4 separate regions of the Mus musculus genome follow, and regions 1, 2 and 4 are each linked to region 3. The links are chromatin loops, found by intact Hi-C in ENCODE. Cell type or tissue: left cerebral cortex. All regions are shown on one strand. Each heading gives the region's core, and the rest is flanking DNA. Links, peaks and the distances in the headings are about the cores only. Region 1 holds the start of Slc35a3 (solute carrier family 35 (UDP-N-acetylglucosamine (UDP-GlcNAc) transporter), member 3). Region 2 overlaps Agl (amylo-1,6-glucosidase, 4-alpha-glucanotransferase). Region 3 holds the start of Sass6 (SAS-6 centriolar assembly protein). Region 4 overlaps Gm40128 (a long non-coding RNA gene).

Region 1 (7,601 bases), core at 987-5,986, 120 kb before region 3:
TTCCCTTTCCTTTACAATCATACATTTATGGAGTATCGACTGTTTTCTGGGTATCAGTATACACATACACCAAAGATACACACACACACACACACACACACACACAAACAATTCACAATAGTGCCAAGGTGTAATTAGCATGTACAAGGATATTAAGTGTTTCGTTTTATTTAAAAAAAAGAGAGAGAAAAAAAGAGCCAAGATATGTTTGTAGAGCCAGGAATAGTAAGGTGTGGGAGGGGTGCCTTGGTGGGCTCATGCTGAGGCATCCCCTCCCCACACCCTCCAAAGACCAGCCATACGACAGATATGGTATAGAATTGAGTTTATTTATAGAGACATGGGAAGGGGAGTTGAGTAGAGACAGAGAGAGGGGGAGGAAGAGAGGAGGAGGGGGAGGGGAAGAGGAGGGAGAGGAGAGAGGAGAGGAGAGGCTGGCTAGGAACAGAAGAGAGTGGGGGGAGGAGGAAGGGGAGAGCAGAGAAAGGGATCAGAGAGAGAAAAAGGCAGAAAGAGTAAGAGAGTGAGGAGGGACTAGCCAGGTCTACCTGGAGATAGTCAGGTTGGGCAGAGCTTAGAAGGAATGCCAACAGAGTTTCTTTTTTAAAAAATGGAGAAAGGGTTCAGTGGGAAGTATATGAGGTACAAAGGCCTAGGGTCAATTGGCAATAATTGGGGGGGGGGGGGTTGGTAGGGAGGAAAAAGGGGATAGAAAGCAGATTTGAGTGCTCTAGCTTTTGATCCTAGCTAGCACAGAGAGGCTGAGACAGGATGGTTGCTAAGAGATCGAGACCTTCAATGCCAGCCTGGAGCCATCCTGAGCTACAATGTGAGACCCCGTCAAAAAAAAAAAAAAAGTAAGAAGTATAAGAAGTATTGTATTTGTTACTTTCTTTTTGCCTGAGAAAGCCACTTAGAGGGAGGACTTATTAGTCCTCCCTGAAACATCATCGTTTCAGATGTTTTGGTTCATGGTGACTAGGTTTCATTGCCTCTGGGTCTCTGGTTGGAACTTATGTACTGGGGCAGTTATTTACCAAAAAAAGCATACAGGCTGCAAAGAGAGCTAGAGGAAAGGCTAGGTTAAGACACACCCTCAGCGACCCACTTCTTCCAAATAGGCTTGTGCCACCATTTACACCATCTCCTAATAATACCTTCAAAGATTTAATACATCAGTGGCTTAGGTCAGAGGTTCACTATCCATTCACTTCCCCCAACATCAAAGTCCATTAGCTGGCAACCAAACCTTTACCACATGATGAATCTTTGGGGGACGTTTTAGGTTCGGACCCTAGCAAATATCAAGATCTAATCCACATTCCATCCCCCAGAAGTTTTCTGAAGGTCGGATTACACAAACATTTAAGCGAGGCATCATGTGCTAACAGTCATTTAATTTTATTTTTCTCCGTTGTTTTCTAACGATGCTTCCCTAATGGATGGTTTTAATCATTTGCCACGCAAAGAAGCGTAAGCTTAATTCTAGGAGCATTGTTTTAACAGGGAAGGGATAAATCTGCTGTATCCGATGATCAATCCGGACCCAGAATATTACATTTCAGCCTGTCCACAGCCAGCAATGGCTACAGTGGTTGGGAACTTTTGGAAATACATTAGCAGACTGAAACGTAATATGCATGAGATTCTTGCAGACAGGAAGAGGTAAATTGCTCTCTTTCTCTCTTCACCTTTCCCCTGGTTAGTGACACTAAGCCCATTCTGCGTTCCTGACACTCTTCCAGGTCTCCCAGGGTGGGGGACAGGGATCATTCCTAACCGAACCAGCTGGCTCCTAGACTAAGGTTGGTAACCTGCACCAGGTATAATCTTGTTTTCAACTCACTGGTGGTCATTTTCAGGAGCCAAGATCCGCCTCCCGGTTCTCATCAGAGTTCTTTGATCCAAAGGACTTTGTCCCCTTCCTTAAGTGACAGATCATCCCGCCACTTTCTGCCGCAGGACTGTGGGGAGAGAGACACCTTCCTATCAAACTCTCCGGCGACCGTGAGACTGTCACGGGAGCTGCGCGAGGAGCAGCCGCGGTTGGGGTCGCCTCAGGGACGCGTCCCGCAAGCGCGAAGCTGGGGCCCCCGGAGCCGAACAGGGAACGGCGTTTGCCGGGGCCGAGGCGGAAGCCGGATCCTTTGGCGGACCGGACCGCGGGAACCCGGAAACGCCTGGGCCTCACCGAAGCGGTCCGGGCCACAGAGCCGGCGGGAGCCGGCGGTGCTGCGGGTCAGCGGACGCGGCGGAGCCGACGGGCTCGGCAGCCTGGGTCTCCCGGCGTCGCGGAGCCCGGGGCTCCAGTGCGGGCAGCTGGCCGAGCCGCACGGCGGGTGAGCGGAGGGCGCTGGGGGAAGCTGGCGGGACGCCGAGGCCGGGCTGGGAGGGCGCGGGGCGGTTGAGGCCACCGGGACCACAGCGGACGGCTGCAGCCCTAGTTTATGAGGAGTAGATGAATGGGCGCCTTGTACCTCCGGCCTGGACGTGCCGAAACGTTCTGGGTGGAGGAGGAAAAGGTCGGGAGGGGAGGGGTGTGGCAGGCAGTGTGCCTGCAAGCTCCAGACTGGCGGGCCAAGTGCCTTGGGGGCCAGGCTGGCGGCCTGTCCTTCCGCGGTCATTTCGGGAGCTCCGGCTCAGCCTGTGACCCCGGGCTAGGGACGAGTCTGCTCGGTGAGAAAGGACGGTGTAGTCAAGAAGCTGCAGGGACTTGGAGAGATGGAAAGGGTGCCCGTGGTAAGTCTAGACCGAAGGCGATGGGTGTCCATCAGTGTGTGTGGCGAGAGTTTGCAGGGGTTCTAAGTATTGAAGAGTGGGGAGCTTAGTGAACATTTTATTTAAGCTAACTCAAGTTTCTGCTAGTTCAGATTAATTAAGGGATATTAAACGAAGTAATGGGTTTTAACTGTAGCAAGGCACTTATAGGAGTGTGCCCTTTATTATATCCTATTAAACGCAATATTTGAAGATGGCACCTGAGTTGAGTCTTTGTAGACACTTATTTTGGTAGTTACAGGTAATGTTTGGTTGTTTCTCACGTCTTCATTCCGTTGCTACTAACTCAAGTTGCTTGCTTTCAAATGAATGACTCCTACGTTTATGCGTCTGACTAACTTCCCTCCCTTTAAATTTTTTCCTACCGCATCTGCCCTTATTTTCTGGTCACTTTCAGGTGCACCATACCAATAGCTTCCAAAACGGAACTTGCAGCTTTAAGTCTTTCTGCCTTGGAACTACGCCTGACCTGATAGCACACGCATGAGCAGGGCCCCCTCTCTTCTCTGTCTCACTATCTCCTGGTTCTCTTCATCCACCCACACACCCCCACTCCTGCCCCCTCTTCACTGTGTGTGGCTGTGCTGGGCAGTGAACCCCGTGGGAATTGACGGAGCACTCTGTCACTGAGCTGTAATTTTAGTTCTTTGCAATCGCTTTTTGAAGCTGGAGATTTAATGCCACTCTCTGACAGTTCTCTCAGAAATACTCAGCGACAATTTACTTAGTTAGTGGTTCTAGGGATGGAACATAGGTCATACTGAAGGCTAGGTAAGTGCTTAGCTACTGTGGAGTATCCATAACCAAGAATAGATTTTAAATAATTTAGGTAGCCATTAAAAACCCTTCAAAATGTAAACCACTCCATGATACAAGTTAATGTAATCCTTTCATTCTTTTTTAAAAATAGTTTTATTTCTAAGCTAGACATTCTTTTTAAAAAAGTAACTTTACCCAACATATTGAAATGTTTTTAAGATAACCATAGGATTTTTTATTTATATATTTTTAATTTTTATTGGATGCTTTATTTACATTTTAAATGTTATCGCTTTTCCTGGTTTCCTCTCTGGAAACTCCCTATCCCTTCTCCCCCTCCCCCTGCTTCTGTGAGGGTGCTTCCCCACCCTCCTTCCCACTCCTGGCATTTCCCCTACACTGGGGCATCAAGCCTTTACAGGACCAAGGGCCTCTCCTCCCATTGATGCGGGACAAGACCATCCTCTGCTACATATGCAGCTGAAGCCATGAGTCCCTCCATGTGTACTCTTTGGATGGTGGTTTAGCCCCTGGGAGCTCTGGGGGTTGGGGTTCTGGTTGGTTGATACTGTTGTTCTTCCTATGAGGTTGCAAATCCCTCAGTTACTTCAGTCCTTTCTCAAATTCCTCCATTAGGGACCCGTGCTCAGTCCAGTGGTTGGCTGAGAGCATATGCCTCTGTATTTGTCAGGCTCTGGCAGAGCCTCTCAGCTATATCAGGCTCCTGTCAGCAAGTACTTCTTGGTATCTACCATAGTGTCTGAGTTTGGTGTCTGTATATGGGATGGAGCCCCAGGTGGGGCAGTCTCTGAATGACCTTTCCTTCAGTCTCGGTTCTACACTTTGTCTCCGTATTTCTCCCATGAGTAATTTGTTCCCCTTCTAAGGACTGAAGCATCCACAATTTGGTCTTCCTTCTTCTTGAGCTCCATGTGGTCTGTGAATTGTATCTTGGGTATTCTGAGCTTTTGGCTAACATCCACTTATCAGTGAGTGCACATCATGTGTGTTCTTTTATGACTGGGTTACCTTACTCAAAATGATAATTTCTAGTTCCATCCATTTGCCTAAGAATTTCATGAACTCAATGTTTTTAATAGCTAAGTAGTACTCCATTGTGTAAATGTACCACATTTTCCGTATCCATTCCTCTGTTGAAGGACATCTAGTTTCTTTCCAGCTTCTGGATGTTATAAATAAGGCTGCTATGAACATAGTGGAGCATGTGTCCTTGTTATATGTTGGAGAATTTTCTGTGTATATGCCCAGGAGTGGTATAGCTAGGTACTCAGGTAGTACTATGTACAGTTTTCTGAGGAACCTCCAGACTGATTTCCAAAGTGGTTATACCAACTTGAAATCCCACCAGTAATGGAGGAGTGTTCTTCTTTCTCTACATCCTTGCCAGCATCTGCTGTCACCTGAGTTTTTATTCTTAGACATTCTGACTGGTGTGAGGTAGAATTTCAGGGTTGTTTTGATTTGCATTTCCCTGATGATTAAGGATGCTGAACATTTTTTCAGGTGCTTCTCAGTCATTCGGTATTCCTCAGGTGAGAATTCTTTGTTTAGCTCTGTATTCCATTTTTAATAGGGTTATTTGGTTTTATGGAGTCTAACTTCTTGAGTTCTTTGTATATATTGAATATTAGCCCTCTATCGGATGTAGGATTGGTAAAGACATTTTCCCAATCTGTTGGTTGCCATTTTATCCTATTGACAGTGTCCTTTGCCTTACAGTAGGTTTGCAATTTTATGAGGTCCCATTTGTAGACTCTTGTTCTTAGAGCATAAGTCATTGGTGTTCTGTTCAGGAAAATTTCGCCTGTTCCTGTGTGTTTGAGGCTTTTCCCACTTCCTCTTCTATTAGTTTCAGTGTATCTGGTTTTATGTGGAGGTCCTTGATCCACTTGGACTTGAGCTTTGTACAGGGAGATAAGAATGGATCAATTTGCATTCTTCTACATGTTGGCCACCAGTTGAACTAGCATCATTTGTTGAAAATTATGTCTTTTTTCCACTGGATGGTTTTAGCTTCTTTGTCAAAGATCAAGTGACTATAGGTGTGTGGGTTTATTTCTGGGTCTTCAGTTCTATTCCATTGATCTGCATGTCTGTCTCTGTACCAATACCATACAATTTTTATCACTATTGTTCTGTAATACATCTTGAGGTCAGGGATGGTGATTACCTGAGAATATTGTTATTATATAATAATATTATTGTTGAGAATAGTTTTCGATATTCTGGGTGTTTTGTTACTCCAAATGAGTTTGCAAATTGCTCTTTCTAACTCTATGAAGAATTGAGTTGGAATTTTGATGGGGATTGCATTGAATCTGTAGATTGCTTTCTGTGAGATGGCCATTTTTACTATATTAATCCTGCCAATCCATGAGCATAGGAGATCTTTCCATCTTCTGAGATCTTCTCCAATTTCTTTCTTCAGAGACTTGAAGTTCTTGTCATATAGATCTTTCACTTGCTTTATTAGAGTCACACCAAGGTATTTTATATAGGGTTTCACATCATAGTCCTCCAGGCTGACCTGGAACTTAATAAGTAGTCCAGGATAGCCTCTAACTTGTGGCACTTTTCCATTGGACCTTAATTATTTCTGAAGTAGGACAATTATCATTGGTTCCATTTAGATGACTTTTGACGATGACACAGGTCATGTGATTTTCGCTTTATCCTACATCACTGAGTTTGAGATGGATGTATGCACTCAAGCACGTGCCTTTTAAGGGTTAATACCTGCCTAGGCGCACACCTTGAATCCTGGCACTTGGGAGGTGGAGACAGGTGGATTTCAGCCTGGTCTACAAAGTGAGTTCCAGGACAGAGAAACCCTGTCTCACCCTCCCCAACACCCCCTCCCAAGGAAGTTAATATCCCAAATGAATGTGCACAGGCGATAGACTCAATGGAAAGGATTTCTCTGTTAAAAGCTGCATTTTATGATTCAGTAATAGAACTAACTAGGATTATGATTATAATTCAGTAACTAGGTGCTTTTTTTCTTGAAAAATTTTGAGTTTCTATTTGATGTTAAGTAATTTTTTTCAAAAGTTCAGAATAATATGAATAGTTGCTTAATATTAGATTTCAGTTTTAAAAACAGCAAGTGTATGTTAAGGCTATTCAACTTAATTGTCTCCATTAATGAAAGAGTTAACACTGTGATATATATATATGTGTGTGTGTGTATTCTTTCTTTTCTTTCTTTTTTTGTTTTTGTTTTTTGTTGTTGCTGTTTTGAGACTTGTTGGAAATGGGTGTAGGGTTATATCTCCATTAGGACTACAGGTTTGTGTCATTATGCCTGGTATGTTATATATGTGCACTAAACTTTATTTTAATTTTTTTTTTTTTTCGAGACAGGGTTTCTCTCTATAGCCCTGGCTGTCCTGGAACTCACTTTGTAGACCAGGCTGGCCTTGAACTCAGAAATCCGCCTGCCTCTGCCTCCCGAGTGCTGGGATTCAAGGTGTGCACCACCATGCCCGGCTTATTTTAATTTTTAAAGAATCTTTTTTTAAAGCATATTTTCTACGTGTTTTGCCTGCCTGCATGTATGTATACCATGTGCATACTGTGTTCTCAGGTCTGAAGAAGGTTCTGGATTCTTAGGAACTGGAGTTACAGATGGTTGTACGTACACCGCCAATGCTAGGAATTGAACTCTAGTCCTCTTCAAGAGCAACCATTGCTCTTAAGCCCCAGCCATCTTTCCAGTCCTGTTAGATAGTTTAAAAAATGTGGTGTTGTTGGTATTTAAGGCAGTGACTTTTGAAGCTAGACCAGTATCAGCTTCTCTAGTTTTCTGTCCAGAACTGTTCATCATCTACATTGAAGATACAGTCAAATGAAGCCAAACTAAACCAACAGCAACAACAATAACAACAGGAAGAGTAAGGTATGGAACTGTACCCTAAGTTAGGCAACATTGTGGAAATTAGAGTTCAAGTAGAAGCTTTAGGTTACATCAGATAAAACGCCTAGAAAGCACTTCATTTCACAAAGAAAGATTCATGCATGACTTCATACTGCTTCACCTCCCC
Region 2 (7,601 bases), core at 1,354-6,353, 160 kb before region 3:
GAAGTCAGAGTAAAAAGACATGGTAAGCTGGCCTGTTTCCAAGGAACCTACAAGTCATTAACCTTTGTCGCCGTCATTGGGTTCAGCCAATCAATACCAGAAAAGGCTAGCTTTTAAGAAGAAAGAAAAATGGTTAATTCCCAATATGGAAATGCTAACAGCTGGTTACTGACACCGTTCCTACAGCACCAGTGAGCTGAGAGAAGAGGCGGCGTGGTGCCTGCCTCCATGGCCTCTCCCTCACTCTGTGAGCAAGTCACGCACATGGGCAGTCTGGAAATCTTCCCATCCCTTTCTGGAACAATTCCTACGCAACAGAAGCAATGTTCCTACGCAACAGAAGCAATGTTTGAGCTACCTGTACAACTCTAGACTTTCTTTTTTTTTTTTTTAAAGATTTATTTATTTATTATATGTAAGTACATTGTAGCTGTCTTCAGACACTCCAGAAGAGGGAGTCAGATCTCGTTACGGATGGTTGTGAGCCACCATGTGGTTGCTGGGATTTGAACTCTGGACCTTCGGAAGAGCAGTCGGGTGCTCTAACCCACTGAGCCATCTCTCCAGCCCTAGACTTTCTAAAACGTAAAAAAGAAGTAGGTGGGGCTGGTGAGATGGCTCAGTGGGTTAGAGCACCCGACTGCTCTTCCGAAGGTCCAGAGTTCAAATCCCAGCAACCACATGGTGGCTCACAACCATCTGTAACAAGATCTGACGCCCTCTTCTGGAGTGTCTGAGGACAGCTACAGTGTACTTACATATAATAAATAAATAAATCTTTAAAAAAAAAAAAAAAAAAAAAGAAGTAGGTGAAAGTAACTGTATGTTTAATTCAGTGCATATGAAGTGTTATTTGTTAGCACAGTGTGTTGAGTATGAAGTTAGTCCTGAGCTGTTTGTCATTCTTTTGGGAGAGGTATTTGGTCTTTGAATTTATAGCATATCTCCATCTAAAGCAGCCACATTTTCTAAAACATAGATAATTTATTTCATAATGAAGCTAAATATGAAGTTTTGGCAATAACAGATGTTTAAATGTTCTGAAGATCTACAAAATGTCTCTTGTCACTTTTCAGGAAAGGTTGTGGCAGTCTCGTACGATGAGTGGAACAGAAAAATACAAAACAATTTCGAAAAGCTGTTTCATGTTTCCGAAGACCCTTCAGATCCTAACGAGAAGCATCCGAACCTGGTTCACAAACGCGGCATCTACAAGGACAGCTATGGTGCGTCGAGTCCTTGGTGTGACTATCAGCTCAGGCCCAACTTCACCATAGCAATGGTCGTGGTGAGTGATATAGTGCCTTCACATTTCAAAAATGTCATGGTAACTCTACTAAGGGCCTTTTTTCTTCTGTTTGGTTTTAAGTTCCACTTAACCATGAAACATTATTGCTTTCTGGATAGTATTCTATGGTTTTAGAGTAATTTAGTATGCATACCACCTCTAATCCAAAACATTTAGTGTCAAAAATGGAAAATAGTGGATGCAGAGAAACAAACGCTCCCAGAGTCACACATGCCCAGTACCTGGCGTCTATGCACACACTGGGCTGAATGGACTGGGTCTCTTAGGCCAGGTCCAGCTGCCTCAGTCGGCCTCAGCCCTCACCCTGGCCTGCTGAACATTTGTGTTACCTCAGCGCATGCCACAAACAGCTCCCCAGTGCACTAGACAGAAAGCTCTGTGTTAGGGAATGTCCACAGCAGCTTATAGTCACATCTGTCTCCTTTGTGGTCTTTCTCTCATTAGTTCTATTTAGCTAAGGATTATTTATTATTAATTATTATTTTGTTTTACCATTTTATTGGGGGGGGAGGAGGAGCCTGCATGTAATGTATGTCATGTATATGCAATGCCCCAAGAAGCCAGAAGAGGGCATCAGATCCCTGAGACTAGAATTACACCCTGTAGGTGTGGGGAAATTGAACCTATATCCTCTGGAAGAGAAGCTAGTGTGCCTAACCACTGAGCCATCTCTCCAGCCACCTAGCTAAGAATTCTTGATCCCCTTTTATTGTAAAATCTCAGTCTAAAAATAAACTCTTCAGGGCAGTGGACTAGGAGGACTGTGTTTAGCCATGCCTCCCTGGGTGTTTGACTTTGTCAAAAAGATTACTAAGCAGATATTACTAATTGTAGTGGTATGAAAGTGTACCCTTTCAGACTGGAGATGGCTCAGTGGTTAAGAGCAGTGACTGCTCTTCCAGAGGACCCGGGTTCATTTCCCAGCAACCACAACTCTCTGTAACTCACACCCTCACACTGATATGCATGCAGACAAAACCCAGCCATGCACATAAAATAAAAAGAAAGAAAGAGAGAGAGAGAGAGCAGGCTTGCACAGAGGCACTTTGGCGTGATGCCTTTGCTCCGCTTTCTCTGTAAGATGGGTGCAGATTTTCTCTCCTTCCACCCGTCGCAAGCATTTGTGCTGTTGGCGTACAAGTTCTGAGTTCATTATCGCCAAGAAGAGAGGAGAGAAGCTTCGGGTACGCGTATAGGGCTCCTGCACGCCTAGGACGTGGCAGCGGGAGGTGAGCTCTGCCTCCGGTGTAGCTGTGGCTCCTGTTTGGTTCTTGTTCACGGGTGGCCCCGGTGGCCCGTGCGCTCTCCCAGCCTCTCAGCCGAGAAAGGCGACTCAGATTCCGCCTCGGAGGATTAGAGTCGTCAGGTTCCACTCACCATCTGACCTACACCATATTCTTACATGAGTAAGAACTAATTGTTCTGCGATATTAAAATGTTTTTTCTTTGTTTATTTCACCTTCATTAGGCCCCTGAACTCTTTACTGCTGAGAAGGCTTGGAAGGCTTTGGAAATTGCAGAAAAAAAATTGCTTGGTCCCCTTGGCATGAAAACTTTAGACCCAGAGTAAGTTGGAATATTAGTATTAAGAAGGTTGTTGAGTTGGGTGGTGGGTGTGAATGCCTTTAATCTTAGTACCCAGGAGGTAGCAGAAGCAGGTAGCTCTGAGTTCAAGGCCAGTCTGGTTTACAGAATGAGTTTCAGGATGGACACAGAGAAACACTGTCTAGGAAAGGAAGGAAAGGAAAGGAAAGGAAAGGAAAGGAAAGGAAAGGAAAGGAAAGGAAAGGAAAGGAAAGGAAAGGAAAGGAAAGGAAAGGAGAAAGGAAAGGAAAGGAAAGGAAAGGAAAGGAAAGGAAAGGAAAGGAAAGGAAAGGAAAGGGGAAAGGGGAAAGGGAAAAGAAGAAGGCAGTTGAAATTGTGTTTAACCCACATAGATTAGTATTATTAGTATTAGGCTAGAGAGATGACTCAGCAGTAAAGAGCACTGACTGCTCTTCCAGAGGTCCTGAGTTCAATACCAAGCAACCATAGTGTGGCTCACAATCATCTGTAATGGGGTCTGATGCCCTTTCTGGTGTGTCTGAAGACAGCAACAGTGTACTCATATACATAAAGTAAATAAATAAATCTTTAAAATAGCTCTTGAGCCCAGCATGATGGCGTATACTTGTAGCCCAGCCTCTGGATAGTTGAAACAGGAGAATTGAGAGTCCATGATGGCCTTCCACTGTCTCACAAGTTTGAGACCAGCCTGGCCACATGAGAGCCCGCCTCGTGAGGAGCAGTTGGAAGGATGTAGCTCAGTGGTAGAGTGCATGCCTACCACATGTAGGACCCTGGGCTCTGTCCTCAGCACCACACCCCCATATTCATTTATGTGTATAAGTGTTCTGCCTTCATATATTTCTTTGTGCCACATGTGTGCCTGGTGCCCTTGGAGGCAGTAAGAGGGCATGGATCCCCTGGAACTGGAGTTACAGACAGTTGTGAACCATCATGTGAGTGCTGGAATTGAACCCAGGTCTTCTGCAAGAAGAACACATGCTCGTAACTGCTGAGCCATCTTTCCAGGCCCTCAAGGACAGTCTTTATGTTTTGTTTTTGTGGATAGTTTTTCCATACTCCTGGATAACCTACACTTGTTTGTGCTATTTTAAGTGGCAGGCATATGTGTCCACTTGTAGTGGTGGCTGTAATGATCTTCTTTTCCAGAAGTCTCCGTCCTTCCTGGACAATTGCACCACTCTTTCTGCCTAAATCAGTAAAGAACTGTGGTTTTTTTATCTTACAATTTGCATTTGCAAATGTCTTTACTTTTATAACCCTTTTCCTAAATTTCTAGGGTCTTTCTGGGTTTTTTGTTTTTGTTTTCTTATGTTTTGCCTACATGTAGCTCTGTTGCACCACTTGCATACAGTTCCCACAGAGGCCAGAAGAGGGCATCAGATACCCTGGAACTGGAGCTACCGGTGGTCGTGAGACATGTGGATTCTGGGAATTGAACCCTCATCCTCTGGGGGAGCAGCCAGTGTGCTTACCATCTGAGCCAGGCTTTTATACTTTATCACGTGCTGATTTCCACTGCAGACCAGGCCGGCCTCTGCCTCCAGAGTGGGGTGGAATTAAAGGCGTGTACCGCTATACATGGCCTGCCTTCTTTCTTTCTTGGTTGGGTTTTTGTTTTTGTAGCTTCCTGGAACTCACTCTGTAGACCAAGCTGGCCTTGAACTTAGAGATCTGCCTGCCTCTGCCTTCCAAGTGCTATGATTAAAGTCATGTGCCACCACTGCCCCTGTGTCAACTGGCCTTTCTATATACTGATCTTGCTATTTCGTTTCTGTTTATTGAGACAGAGTCTTACACAGCTGACACTGACCTTGAACTCCTGACCCTCCTGTCTCAACCTCCTAGCATTAGACACATACCACCATGCTTGGCTTGATTTCGTTCTTGATACCCAAAATTTTGTTTACAGATACTTGTTATTTTTTTGTCTGTTTGCATGTTCAGCTCAGGTGTGGTGGCACACAAAGGAAGGTCTCTGTGAGTTCAAAGCCAGCCTGGACTACTGAGACATTTCCAGGGCAGCCAGGGGCGCACAGTCAGGCCCTGTCTCAAACTCTAAGCCCTCAAAAACAAACAGAAGACTTGCTGATCTCACTAAAAGTTAATGATAAAGGTTCATATGGCCACTTTGTGTCATGAAACAACATCTTAAAAGTTACAATTTAGTTAAATTGTACTTACTTACTTACTATGCATAACTCATCTGTTGGCAATGTTTATAACACTGCTCAGTATATAACTTTGTTTTAAATTCTACATATTATAGCAATATCTATTCAACTGTTATTTATAATCTGACCGTATACTCATTTTACTTTTTTAAAGATAGATTTATTTATTTATTTATTTATTTATTTATTTATTTTATGTATATGAGTACACTATAGCTGTACAGATGGTTGTGAGCCTTCATGTGGTTGTTGGGAATTGAATTTTTAGGACCTATGCTTGCTCCAGTCGGCCCCGCTCGCTCAGTCCCTGCTTGCTCCAGCCCAAAGATTTATTTATTATTTTACATAAGTACACTGTAGCTGTCTTCAGACATACCAGAAGAGGGCGTCAGATCTCATTATGGGTGATTGTGAGCCACCATATGGTTGCTGGGATTTGAACTTAGGAACTTCGGAAGAGCAGTCTCTTACCCGCTGAGCCATCTCGCCAGCCCTCATTTTAGTTTTTGTTTTTTGTTATTGGTTGTTGTTGTTGTTGTTGTTGTTGTTGTTGTTGTTGTTGTTTGTTGTTTGGTTTTTTGGGTTTTTTGAGTTTTTTTGAGACAGGTTTTTTTTCTGTGTAGCTCTGGCTGTCCTGGAACTCACTCTGTAGACCAGGCTGGCCTCCAACTCAAAAATCCACCTGCCTCTGCCTCCCAAGTGCTGGGATTAAAGGCATGTGCCACCACTGCCCGGCCTCATTTTAATTTTAAAATAGCTTCATAGAGAAATTTAAAACATGACCCTACATGGACTAAGGTTGTATAAATTGTGGGATACTTCCCCAGTATAGATAAGGCCCAAGGTTTGATCAGTAGGCACCACAAAATAAATAATTTACATAAATAATGCCTTTCTGCTCTGTAGTCAATAAAACCTTATCTTTACTTTTTCGTAATTCAAACAACTGTTTGGACATTTTAATTGTTGTGCACATATTGAAAGCCTACTGAAATGGTTGACTTTAAATACAATATAGACAAGCTCCTTGAAGACAAGATGCCTCAATATTTTTATTAATTTTTTTAATTAGCATACAAAATAATAAGTTTAATTATGACACTATTCATACATATTTCTGTGAAGGCTCCTCCCCCTGCTCCCTGGCTACCTGTCAATCTTCCTCCCACCCGACAACCCTCACTCTGCCCTCACATTACATATATCCGGTACTGTTCTTGCCTTCCCTTGCCTTGCCTTCCCGTCCTCCCTCCAGGGGCCCTCTTCTAGTATCATTTATATCCTACCTATGTATAAATTAAAGTCTGGGATGTAAATGAGAAGAAAACATGCGGATACTTGAACATATTGTTAACGTCCCCTGTACTTGGTATTAAGTAAGGTACCGACGCTGAGCGAGCTCACGCTGCAGATTAGGAAAGAAGAGGTTCTTTTTCTTGCCGTTGTTACTGAAAAGCTGATGCCTCCTGTGTGAGGCCTGACCCTCTTTTACTGACCTCACACGCCAATCCTTTTGCAGTGACATGGTTTACTGTGGAGTTTATGATAATGCCTTAGACAATGACAACTACAACCTTGCTAGAGGCTTCAATTACCACCAAGGACCTGTAAGAATTTCATTTTCTTTTCAGAGTTTTCAATTTAACTTATTTTTAAATAAAGTTAGATATTCACAATTCTTTTTCTCTTTGTTTTTAAATCATATTTTAGGAGTGGCTGTGGCCAATTGGGTATTTTCTTCGTGCAAAGTTGTATTTTTCCAAAATGATGGGTCCAGAGACTGCTGCGAAGACTGTATTTTTGGTTAAAAATGTTCTTTCTAGACATTATGTTCATCTTGAGAGGTAAGTCATCCCGTGCCTGATGTCCAGTCAGTGTATTAGCTACCAGGTAAGCAAGGGTTCCATAGAATTTGTCTTTGTATGCCAAGTGCATCTTCATGGAACCCACCCTGTGCTCTGTACCGTTTTTTTCAACCATGGAATTTCTACCTCCGTTAAGTATTTTGGTTCTTATATTTTATATAAGTATTTGAGGATCTTATATTTTATGATCTATACTTGTAGAATAGTCTTTAATTTTCAGGATAACTGATAATTTGGATATATTAAGATAGAATAAAATAATAGTTGAAGTGTTCAGGTTGAGCCTTTTGAGTTGATTCATTTATCAAGTAAAAATTTTCATTATTTTGAAAATATCAGTTGGTCTTTTGACTATTACTTCAAGTGGTATTTCTTGTGCCCTTTGACCTAATTATTAGTAAATTAAACAGTATTGGTATTGTGTACTTTTCTAAGATGGTACAAACTTAGCCAAAGACTTTCTTAATTTCTTCTTTTTAAGATTTATTTATTTATTTTATGCATATGAGTGCACTATACAGATGGTTGTGAGCCTTCATGTGGTTGTGGGAATTGAATTTTTTTAGGACCTCTGCTTTCTCTGGTCAGCCCCGCTCACTCTGGTCAACTCTGCTCGCTCAGTCCCTGCTTGCCCCAGTTCAAAGATTTATTTATTATTTTACATAAGTACACTGTAGCTGTCTTTAA
Region 3 (7,601 bases), core at 1,174-6,173:
ACTAATAATAACTACGATGTAGGGAATCATTAACATATACTAGTTACTATCTTAAGCTCTTTGTATGCATTAAATAATCTCATCCTCAATAATAATGCCATGAAGTAGGCACTATTATTCTGAATTTAAAGATGAGACCAAAAAACAAGTGAAAGTGTAAGCTGGGGGCACAGTGTAGTGGTAGTCGATAACAGCATTGATGACAGCATGCTGCAAGGACAAAGCTTCAACCCACAGAAATGTGCACGCAGTAAGCAAACTGTCCAAGATCACCCAGGCAGTGGCAGAACTGGGACTTTAAACCCAGGCAATCTGGCTCCAGATCTAACCCTGGAACCTGCATTACGCTGCTTCTCCGAGGGGGTCTTCTCAATTCTGTGTCTGGGCGTTCCCTGAGAACCAAGATGGCGACTGGTTTTGATGTTGCTGTTCGGAGGTGAAAGGAAGGAAACCTCATGGTCTCTGTACCCAGAATAGTTTAGGGTACACAGCAGGCAAGTATTTGCTGGGGTAAACTGCTCTTCAATAGTTGGCTAAGGAATCTACGTTGTTCTTCCTATAGGTCAGGGGTTAGCAAAATTATTCTCTAGGAGGTCAGAGAGTGAATATTTTAGACTTTGAAGACTATGGAGCAGTGGTTCTCAACTTACAGGTCTGGTCCCCCATGAGAGTCAAACAACCTTTTCACAGGGGTCACCTTAGACTATCATAAAAAACAGATATTTACATTAGAAGTACAGTTACAAAGTAGCAACAAAAATAATTTTATGGTTGGGCGGGTCACCACAACATAAGGAACTGTATTATCAGGAAGATCAGAAGCCACTGCTATAGAGTCTCTGTCACAATCGTGTGTGGTTGTGTTCCTCTCCGCTACCCTGCTAGCCCGGCCCCTTTATTGTTGCTGTTGCAGTGCTGAGGAGATATATACACATATATATACATATACATAAAAAATATATATATATATATATATATATATATATATATATATATACATATATATATATATACAATCTACCATAAAAGCCACGCAGTAATTTTCCAGCCAATACTCCCATACAATTGCTCATTGATTCTGCATCGCACAGATGCAACCACAGACAGTGGGTAAGAAATAAGGATGGCTGTGCTCCAGAAAAATCTGATTTATGAACAGCTGGTTGAGCCTTGCCATGGGTGATAGGAATATCGGGTTTCTAAACAAGAGTAATTTTTTTTTCCCAAGACAGGGTTTCTCTGTACAGCCCTGGCTGTCCTGGAACTCACTCTGTAGACCAGGCTGGCCTCGAAATCAGAAATCCGCCTGCCTCTGCCTCCCGAGTGCTGGGATCAAAGGCGTGCACCACCATGCCCGGCTGAGTAATTTTTAAAGTTGAAGTTGTGTTTTAACACGATTAACTGTGATTACAATTTAATGTGTCGAAGAAGAGTTCAGAGTGTCAGGCATGGAATCACAAGTAATGGCCCATATTGCCCAACAGAAACAAAATGGACACCACAAACTTGAGTCATGTGTGTCACTTTAAACTGTTTAGAAGTTACTTAAAAAAAATAACTCTCAAAGTAAAAATTAATTTGAATACATTTGACCCCAATATACCCTAAATAAAGCCGCAACAGATAATCAACATAAAATTGAGACTTTTTACATTTCTGTTACTAGCAGGTCTTCAAAATCTATGAATTTTATACTTACAGACATCAGTTTGGATTAGCCCGAATTCAATAACTACATGTCTATATATTAAACATCACAAAATAATCACCAATGAGAGGCTGGGGTGGGGTGGGGGTTACACATCAGTGGTAGAGCATGCTAAGTGAGGGCACCACTTCAACTGTCAAAATCAAACAAACAATAAGACAATTAAATAACCTACAGATTCCTATATACGGCTGATGTTTTAAGTCCATTTTTCTGACTGCTTTGCTGGTTGATTCTGGACCTAATTTTAAATCGCATACCACAGTTTAACAGTCCAGCGACTCAATACATCAGTGTCTTCTTTTTGTTTTTGTTGTTTTTTAATTCAACATTTTTTTCACCGTTTAGTTTCTACAAACATTTTCACACCTGGTCTTCATTGCAATCAAATGAACAGCTAGACATATTAAATCAATTTAGCAAATGAGAAAATGTAATGTTCACAGAAACTAACAACTAAAAAGTTATTAGTAAAAGAGGGAAAAATCAGATCGCCTGTGGTTAGTGTGGCAAGTTTGCATTCATCTGTGCGATAAGATACCCTAGTGTAAACTCTGTGAAGATCAAGGTATCCCCAGGGGTCCGACGAAGGGCTTTACGGGTTGACTTATGTTTTGAATGTACAGAATTCCTGATTTTTCCAGTTTTGGGAGTTGGTTAAATGATTGAAACTGACGTGCGGATGAACCGAAATATGTCACTGAACGTTTTGTTTTGTTTTTAGATGGAGTTCTAAAGCTTCACCCCCAGTGTTCTTCAAAGGAGAGCATGAGTGAAGGGCCGGGCGACCTGAATCCTAGTGCGGACAGCTCCCTGAAGTCACCGTGAAGCTTTTGTGGAAATGACAGGGAGAATCAGAGTTGCCACCCAGAAAGGACAGGCTGGGCTCTGTCCCGCTGAGGGCCAGAACACGGACGTGAAGGAGTCGGCTTGCCATTTCCTCATTCCCTTTCCTCGCGTCCCCTCCGCAACGGCCGGCCCGGCCACAAACAAAGGTATCCATTAAGTCCGCAGGGTCCCTTCCCGATTCCCGGTGTGACAGTCCGACACCCGCGGACCGACCGATCCCCACGGAACCCAGCCGCCATCTTCCCCATTGGCGCGACCCCAACCGCCACCCGCCGGCTCCGGGAGCTCACCTCTCCTCGCAGTCTTTGCATTTCACTAGCAAGGGAACAAGCTGCTGGAACAGAACTTGACTCATGTCGGACCGCTGCCCCGACGGGAGGGTGAAGAAGCCCAGTAGGCCCGGCCTTCGGTCCCGGCTGCAAAGAAGAGCCGGTCCCGATGAGTTTGAGTTTGGCGCTCAGCTCCCGCGGAGGAGGAGGGAAACGATAAACAGAGGGAACGAAGGAGCTTTGGACCTCGTCAGCCACCGTCACCTTTTTCCGGTTCGGGCACCGACCGAGCCGGGCTGATGCGTCATTTCCGTGGACCCACCCCCCTCAGGCGGCCACGTTTGTTAAGGGAAGTGGGACCAAAGGGGACTGACAACTTTGGGCTGAGCCAGGCTTTCAAAAGGACCCAGCGTTATGGAGGCTCCGGCGGCGACTTCGCCCTCGATCGGATTTCCCATCGACGGCAGATGCAACTACTTCGTAGAAAAGAAGAAGCGCTTCTGCAGGATGGTGGCGGCCGCGGGGAAAAGGTTCTGTGGCGAACACGCTGGCTCCGCCGAGGTCAGCTATCGCCCTCCCTTCCTGGGAGTCGCGGGTCTGTGGGTGCTGGACCCCAGTCTCGCCCCTTTGACAGGTTCCTGCTTCCGTCCCATGGATTTAAGTAAATGCAGTTCTGCCCACCGCTCGGAGCCGCGAGGAGCCCCCGAGGAGCATTGCTTTCTTGTACTAAAAGCTCCCTCTGCTGTCTCAGAGACCCTTACACTCATCCTTCCTTCCGCTAGTCCCCCATCCTCAGGGGAAGTGATTATTTTTATAAAGGAGTGCTTGAAAAAGATCACTAGGTTTTATTAACTGGGTTCTAATTAATTATAGTTATTGTTTTTGAACGATAACCACTTGTGAATGCATGGGGAAGAAACTTAGAAACAATTTTTGTTTGTTTGTTTAGACTTGTAGATTAGTAATTTGCCTGTTCTTTATACATTAGGAGCCACTAATACTTTTGCACTTACAACCAAAATGTCTTATGACATTAATGTCTGTTGAGAGACAAAAAAAAGAAAAAAACAAAACAAAACAAAACAAAAAACTTTGCTTTCAACTTTGAAGTTTGTTATTTTACGTTTATTTTTCCTTCTCCGTCCCAGAATAATAATTACAAGTTCATAAGGTGTTTTCCTGGAGAGTTAAGTCTAAAGTCACAGGAAGCCTCATTACCCTCTACACCAAAAAAGAAAACATTTTACTAACCTGCTATACACTGTTTCTAAACTCAAACAATAGATTTTAAAAATGTGTGTGTGTGTGTGTGTGTGTGTGTGTGTGTGTTCTGTGATTACGCTTTGAAAGTTAGAGTACTATTTCCCTTGAAAGACAACTTTCTGTTTTTGAGATGGGGATCTTGCTGAATTGCTCATATTGGTCTTGAACATCTGATCCCAGGAATTCTCCTGCCTTAGCCTCCCAACTAGCTGGTCTCCATCAAAGAATCACACTGGAATTTAATTTAAAAGTCTATACATGAAATAATGTTGTTTTTTTTAATACTGAAAATTCCTTAACTTTCTCTAAAATTCAGTGTGCGTATCTTCATGAACATTCTGAAATAAATTGAAATAAACAATTGAGAAAAATTAAGAGTAAATACTTGGTCAGCTTTGGCTGTAGGGCTAGTACTAAACGTTATTTTGCTTTTAAAAATTCAATTTTCACAAACCTTAGGAAGCAAGTCATACTATTATTCTACTTAATAATATAGTAAGTCTATACTTAATATAGAAAGTCTATACTATTATTTACATGAAGCAGTCAGGATTATAGAGTTAGCAGCTAATAGAAAGAGCTGAGAATCACACCTAACCACTGGCCTCTGGATTTAATAATTGGGCCATCCTGTTGCATCCAGGTTGATAGGATCTGTGGGGCAGACCTGCCAACATTGTTTCCCTTGCTTTTCTCCCAGTGCCTATAATTAAATGCATAAAACATAAAAGACTGTAACTAGCATTTAGAAAAGTTGCAAAGCTAGTGAATATGACCCATTCTAAATTGTTAAAGCCATGCCTTGTTGTTCCTGGCGTATTTTCTCCTGTACTCTATTCTGAGAGAGGGTCTGAGGGTCACCCTGGCTGGCCTTTGGCTCTGTCTGCCCTTCCTCTGGAGAGCTGATATTCAAAGCATGCTCCACCACGCCCATCATTTCCCCATATTTGAACACCTTTAGACAAATACGCATTTTAAAATCAATTTAAATGGGCAACACTTTTCAAAAAGAGCAAGGATGCAAGTAATGAGTATTTTAGTCAGCTCAATTTAGCCACTTATACCCAGTATATATTTATTTCAAAAGATCATTTTGTACATGATGAATATTGTTGTTAGTTAATCCAAAGTACATGGTTAACATCTTTTCTTAATGGTGCATACAATTACTGTACCCATTTTTAGGAGGTGTTATCTCTGATGCAAAATTACATTAGCAAGCCAAAACAGTACTTATTCATTCATACAGAAGCGAGCTACAATGAAGACTCTTATTATGCGGCATGACCTAATCTTGCTTATTTTTCATTGTATCCTTTAAGTTTTCTTACCTTATTTTAGGAATAGAAACACACTGTGGGTGTATCTAACATCTGAATGTAATAAACTTGACATTTAAATAAATGTATCCGTTTTAATTTATTAGGAAGAAAATACTCGGAAAAGAATCTTGTGTCCTTTAGATCCAAAACAGTTAAGTATAAGGTCAAATAAGTGGGTTTTTGTCATTTGGGGTGCGTGAGTGCATTAGTCTTTGTGTGTGTGTGTGTGTGTGTGTGTGTGTGTGTATGTGTGTGTGTTTGTATATATTTGTTTGTGTGATGTACTAGAAACGGTTAAGTTTCACAAGGTTCATTTACGATTTTTCTAACTCTTAAATTTTCTCTTTAAATTTAGCACAGTGTATGAAGACCAACTAGCAAAACATTTGAAAAAATGTAATTCAAGAGAGAAGCCTAAGCCTGTAAGTATTTGAAATGTATGTGTGATATCTGTATATAAATACTTAGTATTATAAGATGCAGATTGAATTTGGCAAATGTACTGTACTCACTTGATAGCTGTACTTTTCTTCCCTCCTCTTTTCTGTACTTGTGTTTTATCTGTTGGCTTGGTTAGATAGGAGGCAGGTTACACTGTGTAGCCCAGGCTAACCCCAAACTTGAGGCCGTCTTCCCTTAGCTTCTCTAGTACTAAGACTACTGGTGGGTGCCACCTTGACCAGCCCAGAATAATTATTTCATGTTTTCTTTTTGCTTGCTTTTGAGATAGGGTGCTGTGCTGCATTACTTAGGCTGCTCTTCAGCACAGCTCAAATGTTTCTTATGCTTTGCTTTCCAAATGCTTCGACGATAGGTACATGATATGCCAACACACCCATCGCCATAGCGGGACAGAGAGGGGTGATGGTGCAGCAAGAGATTTCCAATCAGAGATAAGAATTTAGGATTAAAGTTGTAAAGAATAACTACTGGGCGTCTTTGAGATGCAGACTCAGTGTAGAGATAGTGAATGTGAGCTAGCACCAGGCCACATACATCTTAAACAGTGTCCATCTAAGCCAGAGCTAAACATTTACAGAGATTGATTGATTGATTGATTGATCTTTGGTTTTTCGAGACAGGGTTTCTCTGTATAGCCTTGGCTATCCTGGAACTCACTCTATAGAGCAGGCTGGCCTCGAACTCAGAAATCTGCCTGCCTCTGCCTCCCAAGTGCTGGAACTAAAGGCGTGCGCCACCACCACTCGGCTAGATTTATTTTTTTTAAATATTTATTCATTTTATGTATATGAGTACACTGTCTTCGTGCATACCAGAAGAGAGCATCAGATCTCATTCCAGATGGGCAAAACCATCCCAGATGATTTTGAGTCACCATGCGGTTGCTGGGAATTAAACTCAGGACCTCTAGAAGAGCAGTTAGTGCTCTTAACTACTGAGCCATCTTTCCAGCCCAAAAATTCATATTTATGTTTGGAAACAAAATACAATAATTTGGTAGAAATTGATAAGTATGTTCATTTGCTTCATGATATGGACCATTTTACAGAATGTATCTCAAGATATATTGGGGTTTTTTTGTTGGTGGTGGGGTTTATTTGTGTGTTTGGGTTTTTTGTTTGGTTGGCTTTTTGAGACAGGGTTTCTCTTTATAGCAGCCTTAGGTGTCCTGGAACTCACTCTGTAGTGCAGGTTAGCCTCAAGCTCACAGAGACCAACCTGTCTCAGCCTCTTGCCTCCTGAGTTCCAGGATCAAAGGCTTGCACTACTGCCCAGCCCTCTTCTTAGTCATTTTGCGACAGATACCCTTCCGCATTTTCGGATGCCTCTCAGTTGAGAACCACTGCCCCAGATGCTATGAGCTAAAAGTATGTTAGCTGTCTTTGGTGGCACATACCTGTAATCTTGGCACCTGGGAGGCTTAAGCTAGAGGATTACCCAAAATTCAGGGCAAGCTTGGACAGCATAAAACATTCCAGGCAAGCCTTGGCTACCAATTGAGCTTCAGTGTAAGCTGCTATATCAAAGGAAAAACATGGTATTGTAACATTAAGTTAATCTAGAAGAAAAACAGTAACCTCTCACCCACACCTTCAGTGCTCAGCTCCTTTAGTAAAGAGAGAGATAAGACTGCGCCCAGAGGCCTGACTGTGAGCAGTCCCAACGGACCAGACTCAGCCATCCACCAGCAACAGAGGCCAGGCAGCAGCCCGGTCACTGTGGTTGAGG
Region 4 (7,601 bases), core at 1,477-6,476, 240 kb before region 3:
ATTTTATAGAGAGTAAAAATTTTTCCTTTTAGTACATGTAGTCATGTAGCCACCACAATCAAGGTACAGATTATTTCTGCCACCCTAAAAGAATCATGTTTATCCCTACATGGCCAAATCTGTGATAACACATGAGGTGGTTTGAATAGGTATTATCTCCATAGACTCATGTGTTGGAATGCTTGACTCAGGGAACGGCAGTATTAGGAGGTGTGGCCTTGTTGGAGTAGGTGTGGCCTTGTTGGAGGAAGTTTGTCCCTGTGAGGGTGGGCTTTTAGGTCTCCTATGCCCAAGCTACACCCAGTATAACATATAATTCCTTTCTGCTACCTGGAGATCAAGATATAGAAATTTCTGCTCCTTCTCCAGCAGCATGTCTGCCAGGATTCTATGATGCTTTCTGTTACAAAGTGAATAGACTAAAACCCTGGAATGTAAGTCAGCCACAATTTAATGCTTTTCTTTATAACAGTTGTCTTGGTCATGGTGCTTCTTCTCAGCAATGAAACCCTAACAAGACAGAAACTGATACCAGGAACTGGGGGTTTGCTGTGATAGGTCCAATCATGCTTTTGTTTGGAGGAATATTTATTTTGAGACATTGTATTTGGAAAGCAGTGGGATGCTTTTAGCAGGGCACAATGGGCCATACTAGCAAGAACATGGAAAACAGTGTTTCTGAGGGTGATTTAAACTGTGGGGGCTCAAGGGGCTTTAGAGGGGAAGAATTTTAATATGCTGCCTAAAGATCATTCTTGTGGCACTTTGATGAAGGATGTGGCTGCTTTTTGCCCTTGTCCAAAGAATCTGTCTAGGGCTAAAGTGGAGAGATTTAAATTAATTGCATCGGCAAAAGAAATCTCAAAACAGCCTACTATAGACTTTGTTCTGTGTTTCACTCTTATCAAGAGTGTTTTAATGAAATGGAGAAAACAAACGTAAAAATGGAATTTAGGGAGTGGTAACTTCAGTGCGAGATCCCACTCTGCTAAGCTTCAATCTTGTGAGAAGGAATTAAAGAAAAGCTGAGGTACAGGCATGGCAATAGACTCCTTGAGTTCCAACAGAAGAAACCTTTAATCCCAGCACTCAAGAGACAGAGGCATACAGATCTCTAAGTTCCAGGCCAGCCAAGTTTAGAGAGAGAAGAAAACCATTGAAAACAGAAAACTGGTAAAGATAAAATTGAATAAGGGGGCCATGTTCTGACCCCAGCAAGCAGCTGAACTTGGCAGCTTCAGCCATGTAGCTCTGGCTCTAGAGTCAAAGATAGAACTAAGGGGATGTAGAATCTCTCTCTGCAACTAAGGAAAACTGTTGAGTCCAGGCATCTGGCAGGGGTGTCCCTGCATGGAGGCCCAGAGAAGCCATTTTGTGAAAGAGTTATGGAATCTCCTTCTGTGACTAAGGAAAGCTGCTGAGGCCAGCCAGGAGTACGGCAAGGGCATCTGCATGGAGGTCCAGAGAGCCCATTGTGTGAAGCTAGACAGGTGAAGCCTATATTGTCCTGGAGACATACCTGCCAAAGAGAGCTGCTAACAAGGAGAAGAACCAACACAAGAGAAAAAAAAATGTGTTGCAGTCAACAAAGTTCAAAGGAGTTGAAGATCTGAAGAAAATCTTGGCATTAGACATGGAGATGCATGTTGGGATTAAAGAATTGACACACAAACGATACACATACAGATCTCAGTTAAGCAAGAATCGTTTATTGAACACCACACCCAAGACTGATTGATTAGGACCACAAAAGGACTCAGGAGCCTACTTGTGGTACCAGTCTGTTCTTAGGGCAGATGTTTTATAGGAAACACCAAGTTCAGAAGTTCAGAAGGCAAAGGTGAATGTAGTACTAGATTTTGGCTAACTTGGGATCTCTAATCTTAGTCCCTCACTGGTTATTTTTGTGAACGGAAAAAACACATATTCTACCCAGTTACCTGGACAGCAGTCAGTTGCTTCTATATATAACTTAAAATCTATTCCGTTTTTTGTCTACTGATTTTCTGATATATACTGGATTGATTTAGGATGTTTTCCAAGTTTTTTTTTTTCCTTGAGAGTTTTCAGTTGCCTATTCTCATTTTATAGATCCGCCATGACATCCATCATAGACTGCTTCTTACTAGCTTTGTTTGTAAATTCAATAGTTTCCTAACTTTAAGAAGTTTTATGTGGTGGTTTGACTATGTGTGACCTAAGAAATAGCACTATCAGGAAATGTGGCCTTGTTGATGATGTGTGTCACTGTGGGGGTGGGCTTTGAGGCTCTCCTTCTAGCTGCCTGAAGATAGTCTTCTCCTGAGAGCCTTCAGATCAAGATGGAGAACTCTCAGCTCTTTCTCTAGCACCATGCCTGCCTGGATGCTGCAGTGCTTCCTGCTAGGAAGATAATGGACTGAACCTCTGAACCTGTAACCCAGTCCCAGTAACAACCTTCATGAAAGTTGCCTTGGTCACAGTGTCTCTTCACATCAATGGAAACCTTAGCTAAGACATTTTGGTTTTATATTTTTCTGCTCTGTGAATTGTCTATTTCCCCAGGAATCATAAGTTTCTTGTAACTGTGAAAGGATTAAGGAGCCTGTTGCAACTTAAGATTGAAGCCATGGAAAGTCTAATAGCTCATACTGTGAAAGAACAAAGTTTGTCATTAAACCAGCTTTACCTTGAGTAGGTAAATTACATATGCAAGCCCCCTCAGGACTCTGGTAAGGAGCTGGGATAGCCCCTGACAGAGGACTCACCTTCAAGGAGCCAAAAGAGCAAGGTCCGTGCCAGACTCTTGGTGGGAGGGAAGAGCAGTTCTAAACCAAAGGTTATTTGTTGATTGTATTGATTTTCAAAAACTTAACTGTGCTGGTTAAATTTTGGTCAACTGAACACAGGTAGGGTTATCTGGGAAGAGGGAACCTCAACTCCAATTGCCTCCATCAGACTGTCCTGTGCACATGTCTGCAGGGAATTTTATTGATTAATAATGGATGTTGGAGGAATCAGATCACCATGGGCAGTGGTCCTGGGGTGTATAAGAAAGCAAGCTGAGAACCAGGCATGGTAGCCCATGCCTTTAATCCCAGCACTGCGGAGGTAAAGGCAGGCAGATCTCTGAGGTCTAGGCTGGCCTGGCCTACAGAGTGAGTTCCAGGACAGCCAGGGTAAAACAGAGAAACCTGTCTCAAACAAACAAACAAACAAACAAACAAACAAACAAAAAAGAAGGAAGGAAGGAAAGGAGGGAGGCAGGCAATCAAGCTGAGTGTACTACGCTGTCAGTGCTCCTCCCTGGTTTCTGCTTCAGTTCCTGCTTCTCCTCTTGCCCTGACTTCTCTTTACAGTGGACTGTGATAGAGACATTCGAGTCAAGCAAACCCTTTCTTCCCCTAGCTGCTTTTGATCCTGGTATTTATCACAGCACCAGACAGCAAACTAGAACACAGACTAGGATGTGTGATGCGGTCCCGCGGACAGGGAAGTCATAAGTAAAAACCAAAGAGCAGAGTTCTGTTTCTCTGTCGATAGCAAAGGTTCGCAGACACCCGCTGGTTAAAAAAAAAAAAAACAGCACACGTTTCTTCCCTAACAGAATCTAGGCACAGATTCATGCAGCCCTCTGGTTTTCACCTGCAATCCGGGTATTTTCCAGGGCTCGGATCTCAACTGGAGAGTGATCTGCCTCTGGGTTCATGTGATTGTTAGAGAAATACGACTGCGCTTGTCCTCCTGCACCAATGGCTCCATTTCTTGAAGGCTGACATCCATCACCACACTCAGCTCCTTTTCACAGCACTTCATAGTGTGGCTACGTAGTCACATATGCGAGCCCAGAAAGCGACTGAGACAGCCGGGACATTATACGTACACCACAGGACGAAATCATAGACATAACAAGCCATCCTGTCCGCTATGCCAATGGCAAACTAGTCGTGCGTGCCATCTACATTCAAGGTAAGGAGAAAAGGGCGATTCTCTGGAGGTTTCCATTCCCCAAGCTGATTCTTCAAAAGCTCTTAAAGGCAGGGGAGATCCAGTGTGGACTTAGTCCTGCTTCAGGATAGCATACCACCAAGGAGAAAAAGGCAGTGGATACGTGTGACCCTTAGAGCACAGGGAACCTAGAGGGATTTGGGGACAAGCTGAGGCAGAAGGACGCCTTAAATTCTTTGTATCTAGCCGGGCATGGTGGCGCACGCCTTTAATCCCAACACTTGGGAGGCAGAGGCAGGCGGATTTCTGAGTTCGTGGCCAGCCTGGTCTACAGAGTGAGTTCCAGGACAGCCAGGGCCACACAGAGAAACCCTGTCTCGAACACCCCCCCCCCTCCAAAAAAAAAAAAATTCTTTGTATCTGACCTATTCTTTCTTTGGGCATAGAACCACCTAATAAGGAAAACCCAAGACTGAAGTCAACACATGTAAATGTCCACACGGGGGCAGCAGACACCAGGACATTGTGTTCCGAATGCCTGACTCCGAGGAAGAACAAGTTCATTTCCTTTTATGGCAGCTCACGGCTCCCCCTGTCTGGTCCTTGAATGGCAAGGGAGGTGCTTGCTTGTTTTTTATTCCTCCATCCCCGTAAAGCTCCGTCCCTGATATGTCCCCAATAAAGACAAAGGGCTGTATCCTGCATAACCCGCAGAGCAACAGTGACTGGGGAGCAGCAATGAGGGCCCCCCTGAAACAGGGACTTAAGGAGACTTCCACAGTCCAAGAGCCCACATGTCTAAGTCACAACTGTATCGCAGTCGGTGTCGGGTAAAGCCCGTCTTGTTCAGAGTTGGTCCAGAATTCGTGCCCTCAGTGAAGAAGCTTCAGAAACTCGCTGGCTTCTACCCTGTGAAGATTCAGAAAGGCATCATCTAGGCAGCAGGAAATGAAGCCTCCTTAGACATCAAACCTTCAGTATCCTCGATCGTGGTTTACAACTGTAAGGCTTCGCAACTGTAAAGTACATAATAGCTGGCATTTTGTTATAGTGCTATGAACAGAGACAAAGGAAATTGTAGTGACACATTTTTTATGAAAACACCTCTTGCATTAAAAATAAACTAATTTCCCAGATCTTGCCACCATGTTAATAAGGTGCCTAGAGAGCATTCAAGACTGCATACTTAACCTGCTGTCCTACTATGCATTCAGCCTATTTACGTTTAACCTGCCTTTGAGAGAACAATATACCCAACCTCACTATATCTTGGATTGTACATGGAATCAGCTTTTACAGCCTAAGTTAAGTGATAGCTTTAACCCATTTATAAATGCTTATTTATTTTATGTTGTGATCAAGAATATCTTGCTTGCATGATTGTGTGTGCACTAGGTGCCCCGTCGACCCACAGAGAGCGTCAGACCTCATGAAACTGAAGTTACAGATGGCTGTTACCTGCCACATGGGTACTAGGAAATAAACCCAGGTCCTCTGCAAGAACAAGTATTCTTAACCATTGAGATGTCTCTCCAGCCCTACATAGCTTTAATCTTAAATTACAGACTTCCATGCCCCTGACGCAAAATTATATATGTATGCATGCATGCCTGTATGTGTGTATATATGCATGTATGTATATATGCATGATGTATGTGTGTGTTGTGGTAATCGCTTGCTGAAAATAGCAAACAAGTTGAAAGCAACATTAAAAAATATCAGCCGGGCGTGGTAGCACACGCCTTTAAACTCCAGCACTCGGGAGGCAGAGGCAGGCAGATTTCTGAGTTCGAGGCCAGCCTGGTCTACAAAGTGAGTTCCAGGACAGCCAGGGCTATACAGAGAAACCCCGTCTCGAAAAACAAAACCAAACCAAAACAAAAATATCCACCATAAATGTTGCAAACAACATGGAGAAAGCTTGATAATGTGTGTTTGTAGTTCTGTGGGTTTCTGGGTCAGTCGTGTCAGTAACATGACCTCTTCCCTTATAAAACTCTCCCGCTTACAGTCTGAGCAGTGTCTTCTGTTAGCTCTCCTAGAGTAAGCTCACCTTTGACTGTAGCAACAAACACACAAGAGAATTCTGCCCTCCCCCCAAGGAAAATTAAACTCTCCAGTGACTTGGTTTTGACAAAACCCTGAACTCTTTTGGGCGTCCCCAAAACAACGGCAAGCAGGTATGATGCCTGCTCGTTCTCTCTTTTCATTTTACTGAGTTTGCCCGAGAGACCAACCAGATGAGTCCTGTGGCGCAGTGGTCCGTGCCAGGAAACTGGGTAAGGTTGACTGGGTTCACAGACCCCAGGTCCCAGGGACCCATCTGAGGATGGTAGGCATGTCTCTGCTCCCTACCAAGATTCCTGGCCCAGAACATGTGACCCACAAAGGGACATGACCAGTGGTCATGTAGCCCAAAACAAAGATCTCCCCTTGCTAGTGAGGTATTTAGAGGCCCTGAGGGTTTAGCCAATAAGCTTCCCTTCCTGGACATTCCTTTCTGCAAACGGTATTTAATTTCTGGTCTACCCTGGGGAAGTGATAATGGACCCATTTTCCACAATGAACGGTCAGAAAATGGTATGGATAAGCATGAACCGCCACTTTCACCAAGAACTACCATGGGGAACATGGAGAAAGCCTTTGTCTACAGAGCCATGCTGCCTAAGTCTCCCTCAGAAGGCCCCTCAGGGTTCCTGGACTCATCATCGCTAAACTAAGCTAGAGTTCCCCTCCCCCCAACGCCACCAGGCTCATCCTCAGCCCACTGGCCCCCTTTGTTCCTGACTCTATGGTTTCTAGTGGTGACTGGATGTCCAGGAGTCAGGGAACCCCAGCGTCAGCCTAATTCTCTGTTATTTCTCACTGGGGCTGACTGGCGTAGGGTAAAAGCAGTCTAGTGTTTCCCTCTAGTTTCGCAGCCCCAAGCAGCATTCCCACACCCCAGTGTCAAGGCAGGATGCAGGACCACAGCCCTGCTGGAGAGGTTTGATAGATTCTCAGTCTGGGACATGTCTAGGGGGAGAAATGAGACAAAAGCAATGGGGCTGGAGTAGGGTCCAGCTTCAACAGACCCCTTTTCAGCAAACATGACTCCAGGGAAGTGAGACAGTGCATACTCAGGTGCAACTACTGCTGGTACGCCTGCTGCCGAGGAAGACTTAAGACAGGACTTAACCCACAAATAGACTGTAAACACAGATGAGAAACACAGAGAGAGACACACACAGAGCAGGGGAGGTATAGATAAACACATAGATAGACAGGTAGGTAGGTGGGTAGGTAGGTAGATAGATAGATAGATAGATAGATAGATAGATAGATAGATAGATAGATGGATAGATAGATAGATGGATAGGTAGGCGGATGGATAGATAGATAGATAGATAGATAGATAGATAGATAATATAGATTTATTCATATACATACATAGTTACATAGTTACATAGATACACAGACACATAGGTACATAGATAGAGATACATTGGTAGGTTTTGTAGTATACTTCCACCTGAGTGAGACTTTTAAACAAGACAGCATGAAGCTTGCTGATCAACCACCCACTCCTGCACTTGCTCAGAAGTGCTGACAGGATTCCCAGAAGAATAAAAGGAGGCTTTTCAGGGAAATGGCAGGCTTGCTGCCAATGGTAACGCATAGGTTGCAGGGCTGTG

The links. Hi-C counts contacts between places; a loop is a spot of excess contacts. Peaks named below come from ENCODE experiments on the same cell type or tissue, not always from the same donor. Only the 100,000 strongest peaks of a DNase experiment are listed, where the experiment ranks them.
Region 1: it touches region 3 in a loop (7-fold over the local background); 3 of 42 quality-filtered maps call a loop at or near these places.
Region 2: it touches region 3 in a loop (4-fold over the local background); 17 of 42 quality-filtered maps call a loop at or near these places.
Region 4: it touches region 3 in a loop (3-fold over the local background); 11 of 42 quality-filtered maps call a loop at or near these places.

The regions. Positions count from the first base shown.
Region 1 is chr3:116,706,821-116,714,421 of GRCm38, reverse strand. Slc35a3 (solute carrier family 35 (UDP-N-acetylglucosamine (UDP-GlcNAc) transporter), member 3) reads left to right here and starts at 2,142. Exons shown (of 8, transcript NM_144902.4): 1 at 2,142-2,339. In left cerebral cortex, for the core only: no CTCF peak of the experiment used is centred there; DNase peaks (open chromatin) are centred at 2,145 and 3,300; H3K4me3 peaks cover 2,017 bases; H3K27ac peaks cover 1,212 bases.
Region 2 is chr3:116,745,672-116,753,272 of GRCm38, reverse strand. Agl (amylo-1,6-glucosidase, 4-alpha-glucanotransferase) reads left to right here. Exons shown (of 34, transcript NM_001081326.1): 29 at 1-22; 30 at 1,077-1,288; 31 at 2,778-2,875; 32 at 6,569-6,656; 33 at 6,760-6,893. Among named protein-coding and RNA genes, the nearest start is that of Slc35a3, 37 kb to the right of the region's middle. In left cerebral cortex, for the core only: CTCF peaks have their summits at 1,871 (motif pointing right), 4,235 (motif pointing right) and 5,431 (motif pointing right); DNase peaks (open chromatin) are centred at 1,882 and 4,252.
Region 3 is chr3:116,590,425-116,598,025 of GRCm38, reverse strand. It overlaps Trmt13 (tRNA methyltransferase 13), which reads left to right. Exons shown (of 12, transcript NM_030016.3): 2 at 2,433-3,387; 3 at 5,516-5,562; 4 at 5,767-5,833. The coding sequence starts at 3,241. It overlaps Sass6 (SAS-6 centriolar assembly protein), which reads right to left and starts at 3,068. Exons shown (of 17, transcript NM_028349.3): 1 at 2,848-3,068. The coding sequence starts at 2,912. In left cerebral cortex, for the core only: a CTCF peak has its summit at 3,558 (motif pointing left); a DNase peak (open chromatin) is centred at 3,090; H3K4me3 peaks cover 1,989 bases; H3K27ac peaks cover 973 bases.
Region 4 is chr3:116,833,057-116,840,657 of GRCm38, reverse strand. Gm40128 (a long non-coding RNA gene) reads left to right here. Exons shown (of 3, transcript XR_867574.1): 2 at 3,647-3,948; 3 at 4,374-5,301. Among named protein-coding and RNA genes, the nearest start is that of Gm40128, 4.7 kb to the left of the region's middle. In left cerebral cortex, for the core only: a CTCF peak has its summit at 4,444 (motif pointing right); a DNase peak (open chromatin) is centred at 4,453; H3K4me3 peaks cover 557 bases; H3K27ac peaks cover 306 bases.